Linked DNA regions of Homo sapiens: region 1 is linked to region 2. A link is an interaction called in ENCODE POLR2A ChIA-PET data of the cell type or tissue named here. Cell type or tissue: Caco-2. All regions are shown on one strand. Each heading gives the region's core, and the rest is flanking DNA. Links, peaks and the distances in the headings are about the cores only.

The links. ChIA-PET counts read pairs that join two places held together with the same protein. Peaks named below come from ENCODE experiments on the same cell type or tissue, not always from the same donor. Only the 100,000 strongest peaks of a DNase experiment are listed, where the experiment ranks them.
Region 1: POLR2A ChIA-PET joins it to region 2 with 9 read pairs; 3 of 35 experiments call an interaction of 5 or more read pairs at or near these places.

What each region holds. Positions count from the first base shown.
Region 1 is chr1:39,706,955-39,713,182 of GRCh38, reverse strand. No RefSeq gene overlaps it. Among named protein-coding and RNA genes, the nearest start is that of HPCAL4, 19 kb to the right of the region's middle. RefSeq lists enhancers at 609-1,304, 1,924-2,681. In Caco-2, for the core only: no CTCF peak of the experiment used is centred there; a DNase peak (open chromatin) is centred at 1,642.
Region 2 is chr1:39,625,174-39,633,630 of GRCh38, reverse strand. It overlaps HEYL (hes related family bHLH transcription factor with YRPW motif like), which reads left to right. Exons shown (of 5, transcript NM_014571.4): 2 at 916-982; 3 at 2,052-2,135; 4 at 3,323-3,404; 5 at 6,451-8,457. The coding sequence ends at 7,124. Among named protein-coding and RNA genes, the nearest start is that of HEYL, 10 kb to the left of the region's middle. In Caco-2, for the core only: no CTCF peak of the experiment used is centred there; no DNase peak of the experiment used is centred there.

The DNA of each region.
Region 1 (6,228 bases), core at 246-2,745, 83 kb before region 2:
ACCATGTGAACAAAGAGAATTGAATATAAATAATTGCTAACTAGATATAAAGTTGTGAATGAAGTCACTAAAAGAGAAAAAAAAAGAAAAAAGAAAAAGGAAAACCACCGAATTTGAGACCAGCCTGCACGACATAGTGAGACCCTCTCTCTAAAAAAAAAAAAAAAAAAAAAAATGCTGGGCGTGGTGGCGCATGCCTGTAGTCCCAGCTACTCAGGGTGCTGTGGCATGAGGATTGCTTGACCCAGGATATTGAGGCTGCATTGAGCTGTCTTCATGCCACTGCACTCCAGCCTTGTCAACAAAGCAAGGCCCTGTCTCTCAAATAACAACACACCAACATATTATGGATGAGTAGCTACCACTCCTAAGACTGAGGGAACTGGGAGAAGAGGTTTGAATTATTAAAATTTGTAAGTTTAGAAGAAGGGGACTCCAGAGCTGAAACTCATCTCTGAGGATGGGTGGCTGCTGCTTGGATGATGCTGGTGCCTTTGAACCTGGAAGAGGGTTCCATGGGGCTGAGACCCAGGCCTCTTGGGGACAGGGCACTGTCTGGCTGGTGCTGGTGTCTCTGAGAAGACCATATTGGGGCTGACTCTGCAAGTGGTGGGAAATTGCAGAGTCAGTTCTGGAGAGAATTGCAGAGCAACTGGTCTCAGCTGCTGCTCCAGGAAGGTGCTGCTGCTGCCAGGGAGTAGAATAGAAGCTTTGCTGGAGTGATGCTCGCTGAAAATACAGGCCATCAGACAGCCACAGGAAATTCACAGGGAACCAACAGAAGAAGTAAGTTTCTTCTTCCATCCCCATCATTGCATGCCCTCTCTCCCTGTGTATTAATCATGTCTTTTTATTTTCTTTTATTCGATGTTTTGACAACTTGGGGCCTTACTGATCCTGCAGGGACTGTCTCTCCCTCGCTAGCTAATTCCTAAAGATAGTAAACAACTTAACCTAGAGCACGCCTTTCTTATGCAAAGTAACCCATCCAGAGCCCATAACCACAACTATCTATGCTAACCAAGCCTCTCCTAAGCTGAGGTCACTATCCGCCTGCCCTAATGACCCCAGGCCCCGGTACCAGACACCTAAGGACAGCTTCTTAGGAGCCTGTTGAAGTTATTCGAACAAGCCAGTTCTAGGCCTACTTACCCTACCTTGGCTGTTCTTTCCAATGAAAATCACAATAAAAACTCTTGCCTACATTTTCCCCTTGTTCCTTCTGCCTCCTGACCGACCCCGGGGCTTCTCTGTGCCCCTACCCCCACATCCATGGTATCTCATGTCTCCCATTTCTAGGGAACTGTGAGTAAACCTCTTCCTTCATGACATTCCCTTCCAAGTCTGCTTGTCTTACAATACCTGATTAAAACAAATGCAAATCCGGGTTCCATTAAAACACCCTGGAGCGTCCCCTATTGACAAAGCCTAACAGCCAGCAAAGCAGAAATGTGGTTTTCAGAGTCCCAGCCCAGCTTCACAAAGCAGGTCATAGAAAGGAGGGTTTGGAGCAGAGAGATGACAGCTTAATCGCCAGCACAGTGTGCAAGTTAGATAACGTCCTGACTGTTAAATGGGTTATAGTCCAGGCGTTCATGACTAGAACATACCAGAGTAGAAAACTGCACCTTTGAGGCATGACTCAGCTGAGACAACACACAAAGAAGCCCAGCGGAGGGGGACTGGGAGTGCTGGGGCTGGAGGAGGGCTTGCCATGCAAAAGGGGCCTATCAGAAGCGACTGCACTAAGGCAATATCCAGCAAATTCCAAAGGAGGAGAGGGAGCCAGCTCCGCAGATATTTGGGAATCACTCTCTGAGACAGGACAACGCCTGCCTTCAAGGAATGGCAAAGGGGCCATGTGATGTTAATTTTGTGTTAATTTGGCCAGGCTGTGGTGCCCAGTTGTTTGGACAAACAACAGTATAGCAGTCTAGCTGTTGCTATGAAGGTAATTTTTTGCATGTGATCCACATTTTTTTTTAAGAGAAGGTCTTGATCTGTTGCCCAGGCTGGAGTGCAGTGGCACAATCATGGCTCACTGTAACCTCAAAGTCTCGGGCTCAAGTGATCCTCCCATCTTGAGCTGGGATTACAGGTATGAGCTGCTGTGTCTGGCCTGTGATCAGCATTGAAACTCATAAACTTTTAGTAAAGCAGACTCCCCTCTATAAAGTGGTTGGGCCCATCAGTTGAACTTGGGGCCTTACCGTGCATGGACTGTCTCTCCCTTGCTAGCTAATTCCTAGAGATTGCAAACAACATCCTAGAGCACGCTTTTCTTATGCGAAGTAACCCATTCAAAGCCCATAAACACAACCATCTACTCAACTGGTCTCTCCCAAGCTGAGGTCAGGTCACTATCCGCCTGCCCTAATCACCCCAGGGTACCAGACACCTAAGGACAGCTTTGGAGCCTGTTTAAATTATTTGAACTAGCCAATTAAAAATAAATACTGAGGGGCTGGGAGCAGTGGCTCACGCCTGTAATCCCAGCACTTTGGGAGGCTGAGGCAGGTGGATCGCTTGAGCTCAGAACTTCAAGACCATCCTGGGCTATGTGAGGAAACCCTGTCTCTACTAAAAATACAAAAATTAGCCAGGCGTGGTGGCTCGTGCCTATAGTCCCAGCTACTGGAGAGGCTGAGATGAGAGGATTGCTTGAATACAGGAGGTTGAGGCTGCAGTGAGCTGTGATGACGCTACTGCACTCCAGCCTGGGCGGCAGAGTGAGACCCTGTCTCCAAAATAAATAAATAAAGACTGAGGTATGCCAAGGAAGAAGGATTTCTGTCTCCAGACTGCAACATCAAAATTCTGTTCGAGTTTCCAGCCTTCTCACTTGAGAATGCAGCATCAACTCTTCCTGAATTTCCAGGCTGCCAACCTGCCCTATGGATTTCAGACTTGCCTGTCCCCATATCACACAAGCCAATTCCTTAAAATAAATCTCTCAGCTGGGTGCACTGGCTCACACCTGTAATCCCAGCACTTTGGGAGGCTGAGGCAGGTGGATCACAAGGTCAGGAGTTCAGGACCAGCCTGGCCAATACGGTGAAACCCCGACTCTACTAAAAAATACAAAAATTAGCCAGGCGTGGTGGCACGCACCTGTAATCCCAGCTACTCGGGAGGCTGAAGCAGGAGAATTGCTTGAACCCAGGAGGCGGAGGTTGCAGTGAGCCAAGATCACACCACTGTACTCCAGCCTGGGCTATAGAGCAAGACTCCGTCTCAAATAAATAAATAAATAAATATAAAATAAATCTCTCTCTCTCTAATGCATCCCATTGGTTCTTTTTCTCAAGAGTGCTCTAATACAGGCCAGGGTCGCAGAAGGGAGGGAAGGATGAGGCGAGGATGATGAAATGGGGCCAGAGGTGAGGTGGGGTGGGGAGCCAGTGGTGGTCCTGGAGCTGCTGGGAGGTTTAATCGACTCACAGTTCCACAGGGCTGGGGAAGCCTCAGGAAACTTACAATCATGGTGGAAGGGGAAGCAAACACGTCCTTCTTCACATGGAGGCAGCAAGGAGAAGTGCAGAGCGGGGTGGGGGGGAAAGCCCCTTATAAAACTATCAGATCTGGTGAGACTCACTCACTGTCAGAAGAACAGCTTGGAGGTAACCGCCCCCATGATTCAATTACCTCCCATTGAGTCCCTCCCACAGCACATGGGAGTTATGGGAACTACAGTTCTAGACAAGATTTGGGTGGGGACACAGCCAAACCGTATCACACATTTTAGGTAATAGGAGTTACAGGGCCAACCCCTGCTATGGCGATCATAAAAAGGGCTTATGTAACAGTTGTCATGGTGAGAATCACCATGGATGTTTGCAGCTCCAGATCACACACCAGGTGAAAATCTCTGGTGACGTGTAACTTCAGTAAATAACCAGGTAATGTTGATTCCCTTGATAAATGGTTATTAGGGTAATCAGCATTAGCTGCTATAACAAACAACTCCAAAAAGGTAAATGGCTTAACTTCATAGAAAGTTGTTTCTCATTCATGTCACAACCTGAGGCAGGTTGGTGAGGGCTTTAGTCTACACAGTCATTCAGAGACCCAGACTTCTTCCACCTTAGGATTTTGCCTTCCTATCTATTGTTGAAGTCCTCTTCACTCAGCTGATAAATGGAGGGGAGAAAGCATGATGCATGAGAGGTTTGTATGGGCCAGGCCTGGAAGAGACACACATCACTTTCATTCACATTCCATTGGTCAGATCTCAGTTACATTCCATACCTCAACAGCACCGGTGTCAACATCAACAGCCAGTGTCAAACACCTGATGATGTGTGTGACAATGTCCCCAGATGATTTTAGCCCTCAGCTGTCAAATTTTCCCAGCCGAGGCCCTGGGCATGGGGGAGCAAAGATAATCCACCTATGTCCTAAACAAATCCCCACAACTGTGTAAGGACTAATCTCTATAATAAATTCCCTTTTCCGTGTTTCTGCTTGTCTGATTTAATCCTGACTGATACAAATCATGAGCTTTAACAGAATGTAATTGCCATTCTGAATGGTTTAAGTGCCACACAAGTTGAGCAACTTTCAACTTTTAATCACATTTGGGCACCTTTTCATCCCACATTTACTTCACTAGCACTTATCATCTACTCATAATTTTTGTTGAAATACTAAGTCTGTTTTCCTTCTAGAAAGACAAGTTATTTGGTTTATTTTCAATGAATTATCTATAGCATCAAAGTCATTTCCAGGCTGTTGTGAGTTTTACATAGTATTGATTTTCCTTATTAATATATTCTTAAAAATTTGTCCCCCAGATTCAGATTTTTATTTATTTTTATTTTTATTTTTTTGGTAGAGATAGGGTCTCATTCTGTTACCCAGGCTGGAGTGCAGTGCTGCAATCATAGCTCACTGCAGCCTTGACCTCCTGGACTCAAGCAATCCTCCTGCCTCAGCCTTCTGAGTAGCTATGACCACAGGTGTGCACCACCGTGCCCAGAGAATTTTTCTATATATTTTTTTTTGTAGAGACGGGGGTCTCCCTATGTTGCCCAGGCTGGTCTTGAACATTCTGGCCTCAAGGGATCCTCCTGAAGTGCTGTGATGACAGGGGTGAACTACTACGCCCAGCCAAAATATTTTTATTTATGATATTTAAAAGGAACACTTACCTAAACACAGTTGTCTCTTCATCCTGGGTGTTCTTTTTACAATTTTCCTGTAAGTTCTGGATCTTTTAAGGAAACAAAACCCCGCACACTTACTATAAATATTATTTGGAGCAAAAGTAATGCGGTTTTTGCCATTAAACATAATGGCTATTAGTTTTGCACCAACTTAATATAATGCACCAACAATAAAACCAAAGTCAAGGCTAAGTTATTTAGAAGCACTAATAAGTGAGCAATTTGAGGATAAAGATAAACTCATTATTTCTCTAAAGCACAGAGTGCCCCATAAAAAATGAGCAATGTAGCGTGTGCTGTTTGCCGTGACGTGGACGAAGTGGCAGATAGTGCAGCTAATGCTTCTGAGAAGTTTCTATTTTAGGAGGCCCATTTATCAATGTTCATGAATGTGTCCTAATGAGTTTATGTTATATCTTAGATTTATAAATAATTAACTTTGCTATTTATTGCAGTTAGTATTTACCATTTGCCAACTAACATGTTACTATTAATATTTTATCAACTGTCCCAATCTCCACCGTCCATACCTATTTAGCAGCCCTGTTTAGCACAATGCCTGTGTCTGTGGGCGGCAGAACGCAGGCAGAATTGCATAATTTAGTTAGAGGTCTCTTCCCACCTACAAATTCTCCTTTCAGAATACAAATTATAGAAGTATTTTGTTTGTTCGTTTCAAACAGAAAAAACATTTCCATTACACAGTCAAACCCTGTGTCCTCATCCTTTCCATGTTTATTTTATCCTGGGGGCCTTTTCTTTCCCATCCAATGCTCCTCACACCACATCCCACAGGTCTCACCCAACCTCATTAACTACCTTGCTTTGACTTCTTCTCCTTTGGCCTCCAGTTTCCCTGAAACTAAATCACAGGGCAACAAAACTCCACACACTTACTCTAAGTATTACAATGTACCAACAATAAAACCAACTAGTATGTTACTATTTCAATATTAAATACAAAAACACAATCAATAAAAAATACAATCACAGGTATCACAAGGTGTTTGTTGGTTGGTTGTTTGGTAGAGATAGGGTCTTGCGCTGTCACCCAGGCTGGAGT
Region 2 (8,457 bases), core at 3,562-6,061:
GAGCTGAGTTGAGGAAGGGAAGGGCTGGGGTCTGGCTGAGTGCACCAGCACCCACCCAGGCCTGAATAGGGCCTTAGAAGTGTTGGCCAAATGAATGATGCCTCAGTGGACCCAGCGAATCCTCACCATTCTAAGAGAGCTTCTGAAGCAGAAAACCTGAAGAAGGGTTAGCAGTTGGGCTGGAGATTATTTTGGTCAGAGTCTGGGCAGGAAAAGCCCCCCCAGGGCTGAGCCTCTTCTCTGTAATGGGAGCTCCTGGGGTGTGAGCAAACATCCATCATTCAACCGGGGCGCAGAGGGAAGGCCCGGAGTGGGAGGAGAGGCCGAGGTTGGAGGGACGGGGCCTTCTGGGAGGCCAGGGCAGTGTCCCAGAGCATCCGAGAGGGGCCTGTGACCCAGATGCCGCCTCCCCTTCGCCCCCGGCCGCACCGCGTGGGAGGAGGCGGCAGCTGCAGGCGGGGCGGAGGGCGGGCGGCCGGCGCGCCCGGCCCGTGGGAAGCAGCGGCATCTGCTCTTTCCACGCTCGTTCCCAGCGGCTCCCTCTGAAACCCAACCCGCCCGGCCCAGCCCCGCCGCCGCCGGCCAGTGCCCTCGCCCGCCCCGCCCCCGGGGATCGGGTTGCAGGAGCCGGAGCCACCGCGCCGCGGTACGCGGTTCCCCGACGGCCGCCGCGAGGGGCGAGGAGCGAGGAGCGAGGGGCGAAGGGCGAGGCCGAGCAGGTCCGGACCAAGAGCCCAAAGTGGGCCCAGAGTGCATGAGAGGACTTGACCCGGGTTGAAATGAGCCCCCAGGAAGAAGGGGAGAGCAAGCTGCTCCTTCTAGGCCCAGCCTGTGGCTCCTCCTGGCCCGAGGTCGGCCCAGGCCGGGGAGACTGTCCCCCAGCCCTGAAAAATCAGCTTTTCTTTTCCTTTCCAGCCAGATGGCCAGGCCGCTGTCCACCCCCAGCTCTTCGCAGATGCAAGCCAGGAAGAAACACAGAGGGGTGAGTGTCCGTCTCAGCCTCTGAGTTGACCAACAAAGGGTTGCCATGAATCCCCTGCAGTCTGGCGGCGGGGAGAACCCTAGGCAGAAATTTCACCATGAAGCTAACTGCTTGGGTTCAAATCCCGGCTCTGTCACTAGCTATCAGGGTGATTCCAGGCAAGCCTGTTAACCTCTCTGAGCCTGATTTGCTCCTTTGTGTAACTGGAATAATGAGAGGGCCCACCTCAAAGGGCTGCTTTACAGATTAAGTGCATTAATGTAATGCTCTAAACAATAGCAGACACACAATAGGCCATTATGATTGTTGTTCCTATCTTCTGTCTCCTCTCTGAGTCCAGAACTTTCATCCCCCTCAGTGTGCCGGGGTGGGGGAGGGGACAGAAGAAGGATCCCCACTTGCCGCTGTCATCTGTCCATCATGTTCAGCCCCACTTTCCTCCCAGGATGCAGCTGTGTTTCTGCACTGGGAGTCCAGACACCTGGGGTCTGGCAGAGAGCAGCCTGACACTCACTGACTGTAAGCCCTTAGGCAAACCACTTCCTTCCAGCCCTCATTTTCCTTATCTGTAAAATGGGGTCATATCTGTCCTGCTCCCGGTGTTCTGCTACCAGTATTGGAGGGAAGAATGAGAGTGTGTGGGTGGAAGGGCCCTGCAGCTAGAGAGAGCAACACGTGGGACTCCCCAAACCATCTCATGACCTCACAGATGACGGGGTCACCCTCCTGGCCCAGCACGGGCCTCCAGGGCCTGCTCCAGCACCGTGGCTGGTGTCCTCATTGTGATTGGCTGTGCCCTGCTGTACCAGTGGTTAAACATCTTGAATATCACCCCTATAGACCGAGACAAGAGATCTGAGTTGTACTCCCAGCTCTGCGCTTTCTTGCTGTGTGACCTTAAGCAAATCACTGTCCTTCTCTGGGCCTTGGTTTTCTCCACCATAAAGTAAGACTAGATTGATCTCCCTCACAAAAATACTGTGTGGGTAAATATGAGTTGATGACCATCAAGGCACTTTGGAAACTGTGATGACACACCTGTGAGTAACTTCTTGTCATGATTGTTTAGATCATAGAGAAACGGCGTCGAGACCGCATCAACAGTAGCCTTTCTGAATTGCGACGCTTGGTCCCCACTGCCTTTGAGAAACAGGTATGTGACATTGCTGATTGTGCTAGAGGAAATACTGTGTGGGTGGCAGATAAGGTTCGTTTCTCATGGCATCTCTTGTTGATTGGTAGCAGCTGCCTGAGATGCTGTGATCATTTACCAATATCTGTCACTGGCCAGGGTAAAAGGAATGGAAATTTATACTTAGGTGTCTCAGGTGTCTTTATGTCTATCATCCCATTGAATTGACTCCTCAAAATGATCCCAAAGGTTAGGGATTATTATGCCCATGGCACAGGTAAAGAAACTGAAGCACAGAGAGGTGAAGTAACTTACACCAGATCACGCAGCTAGTAAATAGCAGGGCACAGGACTGTGTGATTCTCAAGCCCTCATCCCTCTGCACTACAGACATTTCTAGAGTGACTTGAAAGTGGAAAAGGCTGCTCAGGGAGTGAGCACTCTACCATTGAGCATGTTAGGTGGGGGAACTACAGCGGGGAATCAGACAGTGGACTCAGCCTCAGAAATTCTCACCCTATGCACCAAGGCATAGGTCACGGGTCCTCTGCCTTCCTTTATGCTGGTGAGAACAAGTCAGTCATCCCACAGATGTTCACTAAAACCATCACAGGACCAGCCATGAACTAGACCTAGTATCTGCCCTCAAGGGACTCCCATGGAGCCTCTGATCTTCAGGCTTCACCTGGAAAGCTTAGGAAGCATTTCCCAAGAGAGAAAAGAGGAAGAACAAGTGGTCTGGGGATAAGATGATGAGCTAGATCTTGGGCACATTGAGTCTGAAGTTGGATTCCCTGAAGAGCTGGTTTAAGAGGCATTCTGAGGATGGTGGCTAAAGCCATGGAGGTGACAAGCCTCTCTGCAGGGAGCAGCAGAATGCGAAGTGACACAGAAGGGACAGTACTGTGTTAAGAGACGGCAGATCAAGAGGCATGGTGAAAGGAGAGCCCAGAAACAGTGGTGTCGTGCAAGTCAAGGGAGGAGTGGTTTCAGGAAAGATGATCGGCAGCTGTACAGTGGACAGATGGTCTGAGAGGAGAACTGAAAAGAATGTTCTAGATTTGGAGAACTTGGCCAAAGCAGAAGCCCATTTGCAGGCAGCAGTGGAGTGGGAGGAAGGTGAGAAAATCGAGACAGTGAGTGCTGATGACACCGCACAGCTACATGGTCAGCTGCAGGCTCCACCCTTCTGTCTTCTGTACCCGCAGGGCTCTTCCAAGCTGGAGAAAGCCGAGGTCTTGCAGATGACGGTGGATCACTTGAAAATGCTCCATGCCACTGGTGGGACAGGTACCCATGCTCTTCTCTTTCAGGCGTCATTCATACAACAAATATTTTGAGGCTGGGCCCTGGGGATATGCTGGTGAGCAAAGTCCACACGCTGCCCACTCTGAGGAGCTCAGTCAATGGAGGGAACATTTGCAAAGCTTCTCTCTCTCCTTTCAGCATCTCCCTCTCCACTTTCAGTGTCTCCATTTGTCGCAACCTTTTCCTCAGTTCAGCTCCCTCCAGTCTTAGACCTGGGAGGCGCTTTCTTCTGTAACAGACTGTTCCTATGGGTCCCACTCTTGTCCAACCCAGGACCTCATTAAGAATTCACCTGAATGAGCTAATTCTCACTGGGATCCCAATCTGACCCCCCTTAACCCAGGGAGGAGCCTGGTATCCTACCCACTGGTCTAGCCTTCTGGGCTACTGTGGGGTCCTTGGCAGAACTGGGGTGACATATCATGCTCACCACAGGTCTCAGGATTGTAGCAGGACACAAATTAACTCATTTTGTTATTTTAAGCCCATCAGTTACAATAAAGTAAGGGAACAGTGGCTTTAAAGACACTTCCAGACAAATAGAAATTCTGTCTACTCAAAGTTTCTCTGTGTATTTGGTGATTTCAAAATTGGGAAACCTTGAAAGCTCCACAGGCCTTGGCCACAAAGACCTAAGTTCCAGAGACCTAACTTACTGCTACAGAAGAGGACAGTAGCATTTTAAGTGGCCCATTCTGGTGCTTCTGAAGCCTCAGTGTATACCATTGTCACCTTGGGGCAGGCAGAATCAGGAGTCATCCCCCAGAGATTCTGAGGCAGTAGGTCTAGATTGAAGTTTAGGAGTTTGCAAGTTTAACAAGCCACCCAATTATCCTGGTGCAGGTGGTCCATTTGGGAACTTCTGCCAAAAAAAATGCATTGCTAAGAGTGGAGACTTCCATCTCTAATGAACCAATGGGGGAGATTCAAATTACATTTATGGTTATCCAGTGAAAAGAAAAGTAGTGACTAATATGTGGATATCATTTGACAGTTTTAAAATGCTTTCACTTGTGTTGTTTCATTTGATTCTCACAAGAACCTGCAAGATGGGGGTTAGTGTTACCACCATTTTCTGACTGTGAACTAATGGGAAGACAGAACTGTGGTTCACGGTATAGGCTTTAGATTTGAATCGGGCTCTACTGGTTACTAGCCGTATGACCTTAGACAAATGATTTAACCTCTCCCCTCCTCAGTTTCCTCATCTCTAAAATGGGAATAATTAGAGGGTTTTATGAGGATTAAATTAGATAACTTGATGAAATGCTTAGTAAGAATTCAGCAAATGTTAGAAAAAAACAGCGGGCCGGGCGCGGTGGCTCACGCCTGTAGTCCCAGCACTTTAGGAGGCCGAAACAGGCGGATCACAAGGTCAGGAGATCGAGACCATCCTGGCTAACACGGTGAAACCCCATCTCTACTAAAAATACAAAAAAAGAAATCAGCCGGGTGTGGTGGTGGGCGCCTGTAGTCCCAGCTACTCGGGAGGCTGAGGCAGGAGAATGGCATGAACCCAGAAGGCGGAGCTTTCAGTGAGTCGAGATCGCACCACTGCACTCTAGCCTGGGCGACAGAGCGAGACTCCGTCTCAAAAATAAAAGAAAAAGAAAAAGAAAAGAACAGCAAAGGCCAGGCGCAGTGGCTCACACCTGTAATCCCAACACTTTGGGAGGCCGAGGTGGGCGGATCACCTGAGGTCAGGAGTTCGAGACCAACCTGGCCAACATGGTGAAACCCTGTCTCTACTAAAAATACAAAAATTAGTCGCTGTGATGGCTGTTGCCTGTAATCCCAGCTACTTTGGAGGCTAAGGCAGGAGAATCTCTTGAACCTGGGAGGCGGAGATTTCAGTGAGCCAAGATCGTGCCACTGCACTCCAGCCTGGGGGACAGAGCGAGACTCCATCTCAAAAAAAATAAAAAAAGAAAAAAAGAACAGCAAACGCAGAAAGGTGAAGGGATTTGCTTGAACTTACATGGCTAAGTGTATAGCAGATTTGGTTCTCACCCACAAGTTGACCTGACTCCAAACATAGTCTCCAGCTGAGCTGTTCCTCTGTGGGGGCCATGAACCAAGGACTAGATATTTGCTGCCATCGTCATGAGACCAGTGCTGGCTGGGGTTGTTGTGTCTTTGCCCAGAAGGTGGTCAAGAGAGGAACAGGTATGGAGAGGCAGTGAGGATGTGAATATTTGTACAGGAAGTTCACCTGGTTATCCATCAAAGAGAGGGTCCCTGGCCGATAACAGCAGCTGAGGATCACAGTGGGGTCTTGCTTTCCAGATTGCCTTTTGAGCCAAGGGACAAACTCAGATGCCAACAAGGCCAAGCCAGTAATATAAGTGATAGCTAACTTTTCATTTATTCAGCATTTTCTGTGCACTATTTTAATTTCACCCTCATAACTCTATACGGTAGGCACTGCTATATCCCCATTTTACAGCTAAGGAAATTGAGGCACAGAGAGATAAAGAGACTTGTCCACAATCAGGCAGCTAGTTAAGTAGCAGAGCCAGGATTTGAACCCAGCTCTCCTGGCTTCCGACGACCTCACACTTCACTGCTACACTACGCTGCCTTCTCCAAGGGGCCTCCTCACTCTGATGGCTGCTGCCGCCACCTCCCTTCCTGGGCATCTGCCCCTCTCAGCAGGCAGAGTTGTTCTACACCTCCAAGTGCATAACCTTTCATATCTGTCAAGTATCTACTTCAATGAAGTTATCTTGGCCACAAAGTTTTTTCTTTGCATTAATCATGAATTGTGATGAAAGCAATATTTTACATTTTATAATGCTTCATAGTTTAGTGAATTCATTGATCATTATAACCCATCATCCTCCACCCCAGGAAGGGATTTTTGTTCTCACTTTGCAGATGGGGAGACAGGCTCAGAGAGGCAGGATGACATGGCCACGGCTGCCCAGGGAGTGAGTGGAGGAGGCAGGTCCAGAACTCAGACAGTCAGACCCAGGCTCCATGCTTCTCCCCACACCTGGCATGACCTTCATCACGCCTCCCTTTGCAGGATTCTTTGATGCCCGAGCCCTGGCAGTTGACTTCCGGAGCATTGGTTTTCGGGAGTGCCTCACTGAGGTCATCAGGTACCTGGGGGTCCTTGAAGGGCCCAGCAGCCGTGCAGACCCCGTCCGGATTCGCCTTCTCTCCCACCTCAACAGCTACGCAGCCGAGATGGAGCCTTCGCCCACGCCCACTGGCCCTTTGGCCTTCCCTGCCTGGCCCTGGTCTTTCTTCCATAGCTGTCCAGGGCTGCCAGCCCTGAGCAACCAGCTCGCCATCCTGGGAAGAGTGCCCAGCCCTGTCCTCCCCGGTGTCTCCTCTCCTGCTTACCCCATCCCAGCCCTCCGAACCGCTCCCCTTCGCAGAGCCACAGGCATCATCCTGCCAGCCCGGAGGAATGTGCTGCCCAGTCGAGGGGCATCTTCCACCCGGAGGGCCCGCCCCCTAGAGAGGCCAGCGACCCCTGTGCCTGTCGCCCCCAGCAGCAGGGCTGCCAGGAGCAGCCACATCGCTCCCCTCCTGCAGTCTTCCTCCCCAACACCCCCTGGTCCTACAGGGTCGGCTGCTTACGTGGCTGTTCCCACCCCCAACTCATCCTCCCCAGGGCCAGCTGGGAGGCCAGCGGGAGCCATGCTCTACCACTCCTGGGTCTCTGAAATCACTGAAATCGGGGCTTTCTGAGCTGCCCCTTCACCACCCCGCCCCAAGGAATAAGGAAGGTTCTTTTACCAGGAGCCCAAAAAAGGGCACTGCCTTTTCTGCTTTGCTTCATGGACTGGCTCATATGTGAAGGCACGTTCTCCAGCCATCAGAGGCCCCCTCCTCCTCCAACCCATCTCTCCTTCTCACTGTTATCCCAGCTTATCCACCCAGCTCTCCTGGAGCTGTTCTGGTCTCAGAGGCTTGGTTCCATTTCTCACCTGAACAGATGAGTCCTGGGAGAGACCCTCAGAGATCCGCCCAGACCCCTCTCCTGCCCTCTGCACACCAGCAGCAGGCATGAACCTTGGGTCTGGGAAAAAGCTTTAACCTGCAGGGCACCAGGACCCAAGGCAGGCTGTTCCTTGGGGCGGTCAGACCCCAGTCAGGAGCAATGACTGACTGGCTGCAGCCTTCCCACGCCAAGAGGCTGGAACATAGTGTCTGCCTCGCTTCCTGGAGATAGTAACTGAGCAGGGGCTACAAAGAGGTCTCCTGGGAACCCTGTCTGCCCCTTCCCACCTGTCCTTGGGCCACACCATCACACTGAACCACAGGACAGACCCTTTCTCCACCACAGCCAAGGCCTGGAGACTGGGGGCCCAGCAGAGCCTGCTCCCACCCTCCTCCCAGCAGCAGACACCCACCCTCTCACTGACTAACAGGTCCCTGCACACAGCTGGCCTGGTAAACCCAGCTGGGAGGTTTCTAGGCAGCAGCAAAACTCTGTGACAGGGTGTCCTCACACCAGGCCTTGGACAGCTCTCCCAGACAGGAGCCAGGGTTGAGCAATGGAGAGCCCAGCCCCCACGTCTTACAGTCGCCATCCTCCAGGCGTGTGGTCCCTCCCCATTGGGTGCACAGTGCAGAGGGGCCGTGGCCCCATGTGATGGTGCGCAGAGAGGAACCTCTTGGGATTCAGCACCAGACGTCTGTGCTGCCTGGTTTGCATCCGGCTCACAGAGCCCAGACTGCTGGAACAGCCAAGGACTGTCAGGCTGGACAAAAATAACTGCAAGGAGGGGCAAGAGAAAGGATGATTCGAGGCACCTTGGCCCTTCAAGGTCATGCAGTGGGTCGAGCGCCTGAGATCCTGTTCACCAGGACTCCACAGAGCTGGCTCTGCTCAGAAGCCATTTCATTCCCCGGCTCCACCCTAGGCCACTTTTTCTAACAGAGGAAACAAATGGTCCAGCAGTCGTTCCCAGCAGAACAGCGGAGCCTGGACTGACACCCAGTGGGACCAGTGTTGCCACACCAGTTGATAAAATGCAGAAACCCTTCTGTACTCGTTGGTAAATATCTACTCCCCCAA